Linked DNA regions of Homo sapiens: regions 1 and 3 are each linked to region 2. A link is a contact called in ENCODE Hi-C data. All regions are on one chromosome and are shown on one strand. The core of a region is the stretch at or near the end of the contact, and the rest is flanking DNA. Distances in the headings are between cores, read along the strand shown. Region 1 holds the start of ZNF841 (zinc finger protein 841). Region 2 holds the start of ZNF845 (zinc finger protein 845). Region 3 holds the start of ZNF480 (zinc finger protein 480).

Region 1 (4,649 bases), core at 1,647-4,146, 1.2 Mb after region 2:
TCTGGCTTAGGCCATATAGCCCTTCTGCGCAGATAACATACATAGCTCATAAACTTTCTGCTTCAATTTTTCATCAAACACCTAACAGAAGAAGGCAAGTTAGCTCCCTGCTTCCTTGGCGTTATCTTTCATTTATGTATTTGTTTATTTATTGAGACAAGAGTCTCACTCTGACTTCCAGGCTGGAGTGCAGTGGTGTGATCTTGGCTCACTGCAACCTCTGCCTCCCAGGCTCAAGCAAATCTCCCACCTCAGCCTCCTCAGTAGCTGGGAGTACAGGTGTGGGTCACCATTGCCAGGTAATTTTTGTATTTTTAGTAGAAACAGGGTCTCACCATGTTGCCCAGGCTGGGCTGGAACTGCCCACCTCGGCCTCCTAAAATGTGGAGATTACAGGGGCAAGCCAGTTTGCCCAGCTGAATCTCCTCTTCTTATAAAGAAATCAGCCAGATTGGATCAGAACCCACTTTAACAAGCTTATTTTTACTTGATCACTCCTGTAGATGCCATATATCCAAATACAGTTATATTCTGAGGTACTGGGTATTAGGACTTCAAGATAGGGTTTTTTTTGTGTGTGGAAATTTTTCTGCTCATAACACACTGTGTTCTGGACTCCTAAACTTTATGTCCTTCTTACATGCAAGATCCCTTCACTCCCATCAGAACAAAAATCTTTTATTTATTTATTTGAGATGGGGTCTCTCTCTGTCACCCAGGCTGGAGTGCAGTGGCGTAATCATGACTTGTCACAGTCTCGACCTCCTGGGCTCAAGTGATCCTCCTGCCTCAGCCTCCCAATAGCTGGGACCACACATGCAGGCCACCATGCCTGGCTAATTTAATTTTTTGTAGAGATGGGGTCTGACTATGTTGCCCAGGCTGGTCTCAAATCCTTGGCCTTAAGTGATCCTGCCACTTCAGCCGCCCAAGTAGCTGGGACTACAGGAGTGTGCCACTAAGCATGGCTAATTTTTATATCTTCTGTAGAGACGGGGTTCTTGCTATGTGCCCAGGCTGGTCTTGAACTCCTGAGCTCAAGTAATCTGCCAGACTCGGCCTCCTGAATTGTTGGGGTTACAGGCCTAAGCTACCTTGCCTGGCCCATCTGAAAAGTCTTAATCCATTTCAGTATCAACTCTAAGGCCCAAATATCACCTAAATATTATCTGAATCACATATGGGTGAGACACAAGGTGTGGTTCATCCTGAGGCAAAGTTTCTGCCCAGCTGTGAATCTGTGAAGCCAGAGAAGTTATCTGCTTCCAAAATACAATGGTGGGACAGGCATAGGAAACACCCTCAGCCCTGGAAACCACCCTTCTACTTTGTTACTCTGAATTTGATGTTTGTACTTAGCACGTGTAAGTAAGTGCATGAAGTATGTTTCTTTGTGTGTGTTGGGAACGGGTGCTCAGTGTCGCAAAAATCAACACTGAGACAAAGGATCTCTCAGCAAGGCTAGTTTACTTTCTGCAGAAAGGGTGCTGCTCACTAGCAGTCTTGCCACGAGAGTACACATGAACAAAAGAGAAGGGTCATTTATAACCTGACGCATCTGGCCGGGCGCGGTGGCTCATGCCTGTAATCCCAGCACTTTGGGAGGCCGAGGTGGGCGGATCACGAGGTCAGGAGATCGAGACCATCCTGGCTAACGCAGTGAAACCCCGTCTCTACTAAAAATACAAAAAATTAGCTGGGCGCAGTGGCAGGTGCCTCTAGTCCCAGCTACTCGGGAGGCTGAGGCAGGAGAATGGCGTGAACCCAGGAGGCAGAGCTTGCAGTGAGCCGAGATAGCGCCACTGCACTCCGGCCTGGGCGAAAGAACGAGACTCCGTCTCAAAAAAAATAATAATAATAATAACCTGACGCGTCCACCCTACTGCTGTGTCTGGTTTCCATTGGCTGGAATCGGACCCAATTCTGTGCTTGACCTGATTGGCTAGCACCTTAGAACTTCCCAAAAGAGGCAAAGGCAGAGGAGAACAAAGGAAGAGAGGAAGTAACTTGTGGAAGGCTGAGAGAGGCAAAAACACTTCCAAATAAGGAAGAGGAATAGGCTGTGACCTAATGCTTGCTTGGAACAATTCAGGCATGCCAGGGCAAATATCTAGGCTAAAATGTGGGAGCTAAGAACACAGAGTATATTGATTTATCTATTATGGCTAGCAGATATTTAAGAATATTAGCACAGGTCTTTGAGTAAATTTTGCTTCTAAGAGAGGTTACTATCTATTCTCAATTAGACTGGGAGGAAAGTCCCTTTGAAGAGGAACCTCTACTTATTTCATTTTCTACACTGTGTCTAGCACATTTCGCTTGGCATAATGTCTTCTGGGTTCCTGGATCCAGTCACTGCTCCACATCCAATCCCCACCGAGATCCCAGTTCCCTGACTACTGAGTAGCTTCAGCTTTTCTGGTAAGACTGGATGGAGTCCACCAGGCTCGGAAAAATCGGTTTTGACTTAAATCAGTTCAACTTGTTAAGAATAAATCATCTTAGTTTCCAGTATAAGTGGACCACAACTTTAAGATTCAACCTTAAATTCTGAAACATTAATTTAAAATGGGCAAGGAGCAACGCTGCTTCACAGGACAAGAAATAGTCACAAATACTCCCAAACCTGGAAAACAAAATCCTGCTGGGTGAGAGGCGGAGTGGAGAACAGGCCCCGCCTCGGCCCCGCCCACCCCTGGAGGCCCCGCTTCATCCCAGTTTTCGGTCCAGCCAAGCCCCACCTAGTCACGCCCCCTACCGCCCTGGGCCTCCCACCACCCTTTCGGGCCACTCCCAAGTCAGGCCAGTCTTTCCGCCCAGCCCTTTCCTAGTCGCGCCCCGCCTAGGCCCCGCCCCCAGGCCGCCCAGTTTTTCTTTCCGCGCCCAGTTTCCTGCACACCCGGAAGCAGATCGCGCTGGGGAAAGGCCACGTCGCTATGAGTGTGTTTCAGTCTACCTGGATTAAACGTTTGCTTCTCTTCGTCTACCTTGATTAAACGTGCACTTCGCAGTCCTCGGTTCTCCATACCCGTGACCTGGGGATCGCTACGGACCTTAAAATACCCGCAACAGCCCCTTCGTCCCAAGTAAGTAGGAGAATTGCTTCCCTTTCGGTTTAAAATCTCTCTGAGGCCGTTCCTTGCTCTCTGCCTTTCTTCCTTAGGACCATGTAGACAACCCCATTCAGGTAGTGTTCCCGCTTAAAACCCTCTGCTTGGGCCCCGCGCCAAGTCGAGTCCTCATTCGGGATGTGGACTAGCGCCCTTCGCGATCCCCGAGCTCCTCCGTCGTCTGCCCCTGGAGGGGAGCGCCCACTGTCCGGCTCCTGAAGGAGCCGCTTCTCCTCCCACGTCCTGGGATTCTGCAGACCCTCCCTGTCGTGAGACATCGTTCTCCGCGCCACCTCGTGTCGTCCTCACGCCGGGTCCTTCCGCTCCCCAGGCTTCCCCTTCACAGCCACTGCTTTTCTTGACTCCCCGTTGGGACAGGTTACCTGAGTCTGTCTTGTGACACCCAGTGTTCTTCCTTCCCAAATTTTACTCCACTGGAAAATGTGCTCTTCCGGGAGGTGGGCATCCTATTCCTCCCCTTTCCTCCCGAATGTGTGGGTGAGAGGGATCAGGAGAGGAAAAGACGGGGAACGACGGAGCAAAAGGAAAAACTGAGGAGAAAAGAATGAGGGAGACCCATAAATACACGGCAAAATGGATGATACTTTAGGGACTTGCAAAGAGAGCAAGAGTGAAAGAGAACGGATGGAAAAAGTAGCAGGGGGAGAAAAGCACACAGAGAAATTTAGAAAAAAAGGGGACCTTCAGAGAGATGAAGGGCAGCAAAATAGAGTGGGGCGGCAAAGGAGGAGGCACTGCAGACAGACAGACAGTGGGGAGAAGGTGAAAGAGTTGGAGCCGCGGCTGACAGAGCTACGTGGTGCTGGGACTGAAAGAGAGGGAGAGAGGGCAGTGGGTGACAAGCAGAGTAGAGGGAGAACCACAGCAGGGAGTAAGCCTAGGAAATTGGGGGTGCTAGAGAGTGGGAACAAAGGAGATGTAACAGGGAAGAGGGAATTTAACAAGGAGAGCAGAGAGGGAGCTTAGATGGGGGAAAAGAGGCAGAAATACGTGGAGATTGGGGACAATCGGAAAGATTGGGGAGAAAGAGCTACGAGAGGTGAAGTAAGTTGCAGAGCATTGGGCAGAACAGACATAAAAGAGGGAATAAAGAAAGGGGTGCAAAACAGAAAAGGAGAAAAAAAAGACGCTCAGAATGAGAGAGGGAAACACATAGCCGTGAAGAAAGCGGGAGAGGACCCCATCCAGATGCGTGACAGTTGATTGGATATGGATGGTGGTTGTAATATATTGATTTGTGGCTTTATACTCTGATTTGAAATATGTTTAAGTTGTACTCATGAGGATGAAAATCACCAAAGTTTTTTCTATAAGCCTTGTGCATTTTGTATGTATTTGTATCAAAAGATATTTGGAATTCCTATTTAGCCAGAGGGCAGTGACTTGATCCAGTTATTTGTGGTAACTCTCTTCTTCCCAATGATGGAGTAGAGCATAAAGGAGGGGAGAAATGGGGCAAGAAATGACTGACTGTCACTACAAGATATGTCTTTGGTGTTTTTTTTGGCTTTGTTCTGT
Region 2 (4,849 bases), core at 2,350-4,849:
GATAATAAAATCTGAGTAACGTGATAGAGACTGACGGGCAGAGGGAACTTCAGATGGGGGTGGGAGGGCATGGGAGACATCTCTGAGCCTAGACCTGAAGGAGAAGAAAGGCACAGGGCCGTGATCATTTAGGAACACAGGGTAAGAGCAGGGACAGCAACCTGAGACAGGAAGGGTTTTAGTGTTTGGGAAAAGAGAAAAGCAAATATGACTGGGGCAGAGACAGTCATGCGATGAGGGCAAGCTCCCAGGAGGAGGCTGGACACTGGCAGGGGCCCTGGACACAGGGCTATGGAGCCACAGTGAGGAGTTGGGCTTTCAACATTTGTCCACATGGACCAGAGGTGCCTTGAGGGAAACATGCACTTAATAGCTCACAGCTCAAGATTTTAACAAATGACAACAAAACTGAAAAACAGGCTAACTCGTTAAACTACATTTTGATGTTAAAGGTTTCCAATAAATAATAAAGACTAGAAAGCATGCAGACCTCGATCTGAACTGGACGCAACTAATTTCAAACAGAAACTATTTGGAAATTGTTTTTTAAAAAATCGAACAAATTCAGATGTCAATGGGAAAATAACTGAACAATGTGAGCTGGTTATAGGATGCTGCAAATGCATCTTTCAGAAGTGATTATGTATTAAAAAAGAAATATTTAAAACTAAGATTTATCTCAAAGTAAAACTGCAAAAAAAAAAAAAAAAAAAAGAAAGAAAGAAAGGAAGGAAGAGGAACCAGAAAGAAAAAAAAGAAAATATGTTACACAACGAGAACAAAAGCACTTTTGATGTGCCTTTTGCTTTCATTTTTTGGTGGTGGTGTTTGTTTTTTTGAGATGAAGCCTCGCTCTGCCCCCCAGGCTGCAGTGCAGTGGTACCATTTCGGTTCACTGCAACCTCTACCTCCCAAGTTCATGTGATTCTCATGCCTCAGGCTCCCGAGCAGCTGGAACTACAGATGCATGCCACCATGCCCAGCTTACTTTTTTAGTATTTTTACTAGACACAGGGTTTCACCATGTTGGCCAGAATGATCTCAAACTACTGACCTTAGGTGATTGGCTCCCAAAGTGCTGGGATTACAGGCATGAGCCACCACGCCCAGCTTTGATGTTCCTTTTTTTTTTTTTTTTGAGATGGAGTCTCGCTCTCGCCCAGGATGGAATGCAGTGGCGCAATCTTGGCTCACTGCAACCTCCGCCTCCTGGGTTCAAGTGATTCTCCTGCCTCAGCCTCCTAAGTAGCTGGAATTAGAGGTGCATGCCACCATGCCCAACTAATTTTTGAATTTTTAGGAGCAATGGGATTTCACCATGTTGGTCACGCTGGTCTTGAATTCCTGACCTTGTGATCCTTGTGATCCACCTGCCTCCGCCTCCCAAAGTGCTGGGATTACAGGCATGAGCCACTACGCCCTGATGTCCCTTTTAAAAAGTACTATGGGCCAGGCGTGGTGGCTCATGCCTGTAATCCCAGCATTTGGGGGGCCAAGGCGGGTGGATCATCTGAGGTTGGGAGTTTGAGACCAGCCTGACCAACATGGAGAAACCCCGTCTCTACTAAAAACACAAAATTAGCTGGATGCAGTGGCTCATGCCTGTAATCCCAGCTACTTGGGAGGCTGAGGCAGTAGAATCAGTCTGAACCTGGGAAGCGGAAATTGCAGCGAGCCGAGATTGTGCCATTGCACTCCATCCTGGACAAGAGTGAGATTCCATCTCAAAAAAACAAAAACAAAAACAAAAACAAAAAACAAAAAACGACTATGTAGGCCAGGCACGGTGGCTCCTCTCTGTAATTCCACCTGTAATCCCAGTAATTTGGGAGGCCAAGGCAGGACGATCCTTTGAGGCCAGAATTGAGACCAGCCTGGGAAACAGTGAAACCCCATTTCTACAAAAAAAAAATACAAAACCTAGCCGGACTTGGTGGCTCACGCCTGTGGTCCCAGCTACTCAGGAGGCTGAGGTAAGAGGATCGCTTGAGCCTAGGAGGTCGAGGCTGCAGTTAGAGGAGATCACACCACTGCACCCCAGCCTGGGCGACAGAGCCAGACCCTGTCTCAAACTATAAATTAATTAATTAAATTAAAATTATTACATAATAACAGAAAGTGATTTTTTTCTCCCACTTCACTGCCCCATTTCCTACCTCACCATGGGAAGAGGGAAGAGAGGCTCTCACAATTGAATTAAGTCACTACCCTCTGGCTGAATAGGGATTCCAAGTGGAAGCTGACCTCTAATGCCAAGATTTACAGAATGTATGTGTCTTATAGATAGGAATTTTAAAATTCTCAATATCATCTGTATAATTTAAACAAGTTCTAAGTTATTAGATTATATAAACAGAAGTCAACATATCACAACTAATCATATCCAATGAACTCACCCACTCATCTGAACCCAAAGTCCCCCACCCCTTTTAATCTTTTGAGACAGGCTCTGCTCTGTTGACCAGGCTGGAGTGCAGTGGCATGATCTCTGCTCACTGCAGCCTGGACCTCCTGGGCTCAAGTGATCCTCCTGCCTCAGCCTCCAGAGCAGCTGGGATTACAGGTGTGCACCATCACGCCCAGTTAAATTTTTTTTTTTTTTGACAGAGATGGGGGGGGGGGTCTCACTATTTTGCCCAGGCCGGTCTTGAACTCCTGGACTCAAGCAATCCCTCTGCCCCAGTCTCCTAAAGTGCTAGGATTACAGGCGTGAGCCACTGCGCCCAGCCCCCCTTTCTTCATTACTGTGCTTCCCTCCCTAATTCTGTACATATCTCTCATTCTCCCCTTCTCTCTCTAGCTCTTGTTTTCTTTTTCCCTGGGATCTGCTCCTCCTGCTGTTTTTTGTTTTGTTTTGTTTTTTTCATTTTTGCTCTCTCTTGGCAAATCCCTCACTCATCCTCTACTTTGCCATCTGTTATGGTCTTTCTCATTCTTCTTTTCTCTGTCTCAGGTTTTCTACTGCTCTCTCTCTCAGTCTCCTGATCCCTTTGGCCAACACAATCACAGGAGGGCTTTGGAGTAAGACGCCTGCATCCCGGAGGAGCGCATTTTCCAGGGGCTGGTGCAGGGCAGGCAAGAACACCCGGTGTCATAGGACAGCCCCGGGCACCTCCCCAACGCGGGCTCAGGGTAAGCGGTGACTGCGGTGGGGAGACCTGGGGAGCATAAGGGCCTGGAACGAGGAGGGAGGTGGGGGGCGACGGCGCCTTAAGACAAGACTGGGAGGCGCCAAGGGCGGGAATCCGCCTCGCGGTAAGGACTTTAAAAAGTGCGGGTCGGGAGGAGTCAGAAAAAGGTTTTGAGCAGGGAAACTACGCGATGGGAAGTGTATACATTGCCCTATAGCAGAAAGATTCGGGAAGGGACCATCCTCAGGGCGACTTTAAACCCAAAAGGAAGCGACCCCTGGACTCTGACGAGGACGTCTAAATTTGCTCTAGGTGAAGGAACACGGGTGAGAATTTCCAGGTCTATGGGGACCCCACGTCCCAGGTACAGAAGCGCCGGGGACTTGGGAAGCGCAGACTTAACACAACACAGAGCAAAACTCACCGCTGCGGTGGGACCATCACTCCATGCGATCCGCTTCCGGGTTTGCGCGAATCTGCGCGCGCAGGACAGAAGCCAGGCCTGGGCGGGACCCGCGGGGAGGTAGGCGGGGCCTGAGCGAGGTAGGGGCGGGGCGCGAAGCGGAGAGACCTTCCCCTTTAGAATTGGCAGAAGGCGGGGCCGGGGTGGGACCCGTGCGTCTCTCAACCTCGCTCCCAGCGCCTCTTGTTTTCGAGCTTTGGAGGCGAGACCGGACAGGAAGGCTGAGGCATGATTCAAAAGCCCTGGAATTGTCTGAAACGGGGATGCAAACTAGAATGTGAAATGCAAAGCCCTGCCTGGGTGGAACATACGATTTCATGCTGACGGCCCACAGAACAGAATAGAAATCCTCTCCCTTTCTATTCTCCATTCACTGGGAAAGGAGAGTCCACCCTGTCCTCAGCTTCAGAGATTTCCCTAGGGCCTCCCCCTGGGATGCGGGACGGAGTGCTCAGGCCAGGGAGGAGTGAGGTCACCACCTACTGCTTAAACACAGCAGAGATGCGGGCGCGGGGCGAAAGCCTGAGGTCCCAGCTACTCAGGAAGCAGTGGCAGGAGGATCGCTGAGCCGGGGGGGGGGTCCAAGTTAGCCTGGGCGACAAAGTAACACCTCCTCCGGCAGCGCTCCCTTCCTCGTCTCTCTCTCTCTCCTTTTTTAAAATTTCTTTAAATAAAATTTTTGATTTTGTGAGTTAGGGATCCAACATTATTCATTTTCACGTGGATATCCAGTTAGTTGTCCCAGCACATTTGTGGAAGAGATCTATTACTTTCATTTTTATATTTAGATTTTTCTTTTCTTTTCTTTTCTTTTTTGAGACAGAGTATTTCTCTGTCACCCAGGCTGGAGTGCAGTGGCGAGATCTCGGCTCACTGCAACCTTCACCTCCCGGGTTAAAGTAGTTCTCTTGCCTCAGCCTGCCAACTAGCTGGGATTACAGACGCGCGCCACCAAGCCTGGCTAATAGTTTTGTATTTTTAGTAGAGACTGGGTTTCACAACGTTGGCCAGGCTGGATTCGAACTCCTGACGTCAAGTGATCCACCTGCTTCGGACTCCCAAAGTGTTGGGATTACAGGCGTTAGCCACCGCGTCTGGCCAGGAAAACTCTTAGAAGTTGCGCCTGCATACCACTGGACTCAGCTTGCATGACCACATTCCTTTCAAGGCTCAGAATTATTTAAAGATCCATACATTTACATTGGAATTATTTGATGTTTGAAATATTTAATTTCCTACCGAGATACGGGTACTG
Region 3 (4,370 bases), core at 1,346-3,845, 1.0 Mb after region 2:
TGAGATCATGCCATTGCACTCCAGCCTGGGCAACAAGAGTGAAACTCTGTCTCAAAACAAAACAAAAGAAAAAAAAAATCAGGGTATCCCAAAGCCCCTTCTTTTGATTAATTTGCTAGGAGGGTTCTTCCATCGGGCTAGTCATCTGTATCTTTTGCAATATTCTTCATAGCAAATGGGTAAAACTAAGCAAAATGCTTCCTTGAGTTCTGTGAATGAGGCTAACAAATTAATAAAATCTGAGCAAAGGGTCAAGGGAATCTTCAATTTTTAGATGTTTGGTTGAAGTTCAGGTCCCAACCAGGAACTTACAACCAGCACGTGAAGTAGCGGCAGCCTTGTGGAACTGAGCCCCCAACCTGTGGGATCTGATGCTAACTTCAAGTAGACAGTGTCAACTTGACTGAAATTACGGATCACCCAGGCGGTGTCTGACGAATTGCTTGTTGGTGGGAAGAAATCCCCACACATTTTGTTCATCAGATATGAAGCATTCTGTGTTGAGTGTTCACTATTGTGTTGACTGCAAGAGTAGGAAAAACACTTTGGTTTTCCTGCTATCTTTTACACTCGCCCACACCCTACCCCATCCCAGGAAAAGGAAAGTGGGTGACCCACACCTGAATGACTCAAGTCACTGACCTGTGCCTGAATAGGGAATGTGAGTGGAAGCTAAAGTCTGATGCCAAGAATTATAAAATGCACCAGCCTTACAGACAGGAGTTTTGCATATCCATTTTCATCTGTATTTTTAAAGTATATTTCATATTATCAAATTATAAATAGATAAATCAATGTCACAACTTAATCATAATATCCAATCAACTCACCGTTCATCTGCACCCAGGGTTCCCTCTTTTCTGGGTACTGTGTTTCCCTCCCTCATTCTGTACGTATCTCTCATTCTCACCTTCTTTCTCTAGCTTTTTTCCCCCTTTATTTTTCCCCTAAGATTCTGCTCATTTTGAGCCCCTCTCTTCTCCTGATGTTTCTCCCCTTCTTCCTTCTATTCCTTCTCTTCCACCTGTTCTGCTCCATTCTGGCAACTTGTTTCACCCCTCTTCCAAACTTTCTGCTCAATCTTTGATCATCCCATTCTCCACCTATTTGTCTCTTTTTTTTTTTTTTCCCTGAGACGGAGTTTTGCTCTTGTCGCCCAGCCTGGAGTGCAATGGCGCAATCTCAGCTCACTGCAACCTCCGCCTCCCGGGTTCAAGCAATTCTCCTGCCTCAGCCTCCTGAGTAGCTGGGATTACACGCGCGCGCTGACGCCCGGCTAATTTTTGCATTTTTAGTAGAGATGGGGTTTCACCATGTTGCCCACGCTGGTCTCAAACTCCTGACCTCACGTGATCCACCCACCTTGGCCTCCCAAAGTGCTGGGATTACAGGCGTGAGCCACTGTGCCCGGTCTTGCCTCTTCCCCTGACTCTACTCCCCCTCTGCTCTCTCTGTTAAATCCCTTCTTTTCTGTTACACCCCCTTGTCCCCACTCTCTGGCACCCTGAGATCCCAGGCCTCCACCTGCTGTGGTTCTCCCTCTGCTCTCGTTGTCACCAGCTGACTCCTCTTGCTGTCCCAGCACCACGCTGCTCTGTCTGCCCTGGCTCCAAATCCCTCCCCCTCTCCCCCACTCTCAAACTGAGGAACTTCCCACTTTGCTGCCCCTCTCACTATCTTGCTGTCCTTCATCTCTCCGGAGATGGAACTTTTCTCTGCATTTCTCCAGTTGCTTTTTTCCCCCTGCTACTTTCTCGGCTTCATTCGCTGTCTCTGCAAATCCTCCATCCACTCTCTACTTTGCCATCTGCTTACGGCTCTCCCTCAATCTTCTTTTCTCCTTCAAAATTTTTCTCTTTCTTCTCCCTCGCTCTCCGTCTCTCTTTCTGCACACATTCACATGGAAGGAATTGGGATCCGATGTCCACAAGCAGAACACCTTTTCAGTGGGGTGTTATTTGGCCCGCAAGAACACTGGATGTCAAGAGACAGAGTAAGTCACCTCCCCACACGCAGGGTTAGGAGAAGCGGTGTCTGGGAAGAGGAGGCCTGGGGAGTAGCGGGGCCCCGTATCAAGGAGGGTAAAGGTAGGGTCTGGATCAAGAGATGGGTGGCGTCTGCAGAATCCCAGCACTGGGCAGAAGACGCGGCTTCTCCTGGATTGAGATTGGAGCGCTGTGCTCCAGGGCCAACAAAGGCGAGGCTTGGGGGACCGCATAGACCGGAATCCGCCTAGCGGGGGAGGACTTTACGCTGTGCGGGGCGGATGTAAGCATCACTGAAGGACTTGAAACAGGAAAACTCCGCGACAGGAGGTGACTACATGGCCCTGTGGCAGAAGGACGGGGGACAGGACCCGCCGCCGAGCGATTTAAACACACAGGGAAGCGACCGCCTGACTCTCACGGAGACGCCTGAATTTGGTCGGGGTAGAGGGAGCGGTGCGAGGATTTCAAGGTCTGTGTGGCCCCTCAGATCCCGGGTACAGAAGCGCGGGGGAGTTGGGAAGCGCAGATTAATTTACACAAAGGGAAACTCACGCGCCGCGGCGTGACCTTCACTCCACGCGATCCGCTTCCGGGTTTGTGGGAAACTGCGCGCGCAGCGGAGGGGTCCGAGCGGGGCGGGGGCGGGGGCGGGGGCGGGGGCGGGGGCGGGGGCGGGGGCGGGGGCGGGGGCGGGGGCGGGGGCGGGGGCGGGGGCGGGGGCGGGGCGGAGTGGGGCTTGCGCTTCCCTCCGCCTCGCTTCCAGTGCCTCTGTTTTCCGGGTTTTGCCGGGGAGACCTGTCAAGGAGACTGGAGCAACTCAGCTGTCTCGGAACTGTACTCTTGCCGGGACTGAGCAAAGTCGGCTAATGATTAGATCCAGGAAAATTCCTGCTATTAAAGTTAATCTTAAGCCGACCGTGCGGTCGGGCACCTGTAGTCCCGGCTACCCCGAAGACTGAGGCGGGAGGATCGCTTGAGCCCAGGAGTTCGAGTTTACACTGAGTTATGACGGCCACTGCACTCCAGCTTGGGCGACAGAGACTCAGTCTCTCAAATAAATACATAAAAAACTAAATTTAGCAATTTAATTAAGCCCTGGGATTGTCTGTGAAAGCGACGCAAGTTAATACATGAACTGCAAAGCCCTGCCTGGGCAGAATGTGCAATTTCATGCTGACGGCCCACAAAGCAGAATAGAAATCCTCTCCTTTTCTATTCCCTGTTCTTTCGGGAGGGACAGAGGTAACCCTGTGCTCAGCTCCAGAGAGTTTTCTAGTGACAGCACCAGGGGCATGGAGGGCTAAGGCCAGTGAGAATTTAGGTCACCAATTGTTGGTTTTAAAAAAGCATTAACCGGGCGAGGTGGCTCACACCTGTAATCCCAGCACTTTGGGAGGTCAAGGCAGGTGGATCATTTGAGGTCAGGAGTTCGAGACCAGCCTGGCCAACACGGTAAAACCCCATCTCTACTAAAAATACAAAAATTAGCTGGGCATGGTGGCATACGCGTGTAATCCCAGCTACTCAGGAAGCTGAGGCAGGAGAATCGCTTGAACCTGGGAGGCGGAGGTTGCAGTGAGCTGAGATTGTGCCACTGCACTCCAGACCAGGCAACAGAACAAGACTCTGTCTCAAAAAAAAAAAAAAAAAGTCAAAAAATATGTTAATTTAACATTCTCAGGATTTTAAAACTACAAAATGCTGATGAAAGAAATCAAAGACACCCAGATAGAGACATATACAATATCAATTTATTGATAAACTCAACATAGAAAAAAATGTGAAATTACCCCAAATTGATACACAGGGTTAATATATTTACTATCAAGGCACTTCGTAGATACTGACAAGATTATCCAAACAATTATGTAGAAAAGCAAAAAACAAAACAAACCAACAGAAATCCCAAAAAACCTGGAATAGCTCAAACATCTGAAAAAAAAGATAGAGCAGCATGCTCCCGGGAGGTGAAGGTTGCAGTGAGCTGAGATCACTCCATTGCACTCCAGCTTAGGCAACAAGAGTGAAACTCCATCTCAAAAAAATAAATAATAAAATAAATAAATAAAATAAAGATAAAGGGTTGGAATCACTTCACGTTACTTCAAGTCCTCTAATATAGTGAAAGCATTTTTTCCTTTTTCATATTTACAATAAAACGTTTATACCTGCCATTGTCTTGTGCATACTCTTGTCAAAAAATATTGTCTCCAAACAACAGTCTCATTTTTGTGTCCCCTAAAATTTTCACTAGAGTGACATTCGGAAAAAATGTATTAAGCATAGCATCTGGCCGGGCATGGTGGCTCATGCCTGTAATCCCAACACTTTGGGAGGCCGAAGCGGGTGGATCACCTGAAGTCAGGAGTTCAAGACCATGCC

The links. A loop is a pair of places that touch in the nucleus more often than their neighbours do. Pooled maps may share reads with other maps.
Region 1: a pooled map shows a loop between it and region 2 (10-fold over the local background). The contact joins the promoter of ZNF841 here to the promoter of ZNF845 in region 2. A Hi-C loop is called at or near these places in 6 of 50 pooled maps.
Region 3: a loop to region 2 is called in a map of CD8-positive, alpha-beta T cell, with 6 times the contacts of the local background. The contact joins the promoter of ZNF480 here to the promoter of ZNF845 in region 2. A Hi-C loop is called at or near these places in 2 of 168 maps with a recorded cell type or tissue (CD8-positive, alpha-beta T cell and naive thymus-derived CD4-positive, alpha-beta T cell), 1 of 37 single-sample maps with no recorded cell type and 7 of 50 pooled maps.

What each region holds. Positions count from the first base shown.
Region 1 is chr19:52,094,012-52,098,660 of GRCh38, reverse strand. ZNF841 (zinc finger protein 841) reads left to right here and starts at 2,896. Exons shown (of 7, transcript NM_001136499.2): 1 at 2,896-3,086.
Region 2 is chr19:53,332,499-53,337,347 of GRCh38, reverse strand. It overlaps ZNF845 (zinc finger protein 845), which reads right to left and starts at 3,599. Exons shown (of 4, transcript NM_138374.3): 1 at 3,556-3,599. RefSeq lists enhancers at 3,111-3,200, 3,471-3,520, 3,619-4,483 and a silencer at 3,591-3,810.
Region 3 is chr19:52,295,394-52,299,763 of GRCh38, reverse strand. ZNF480 (zinc finger protein 480) reads right to left here and starts at 2,595. Exons shown (of 5, transcript NM_144684.4): 1 at 2,541-2,595. ZNF766 (zinc finger protein 766) reads right to left here. Exons shown (of 4, transcript NM_001010851.3): 4 at 3,718-4,370. RefSeq lists enhancers at 2,364-2,413, 2,484-2,533.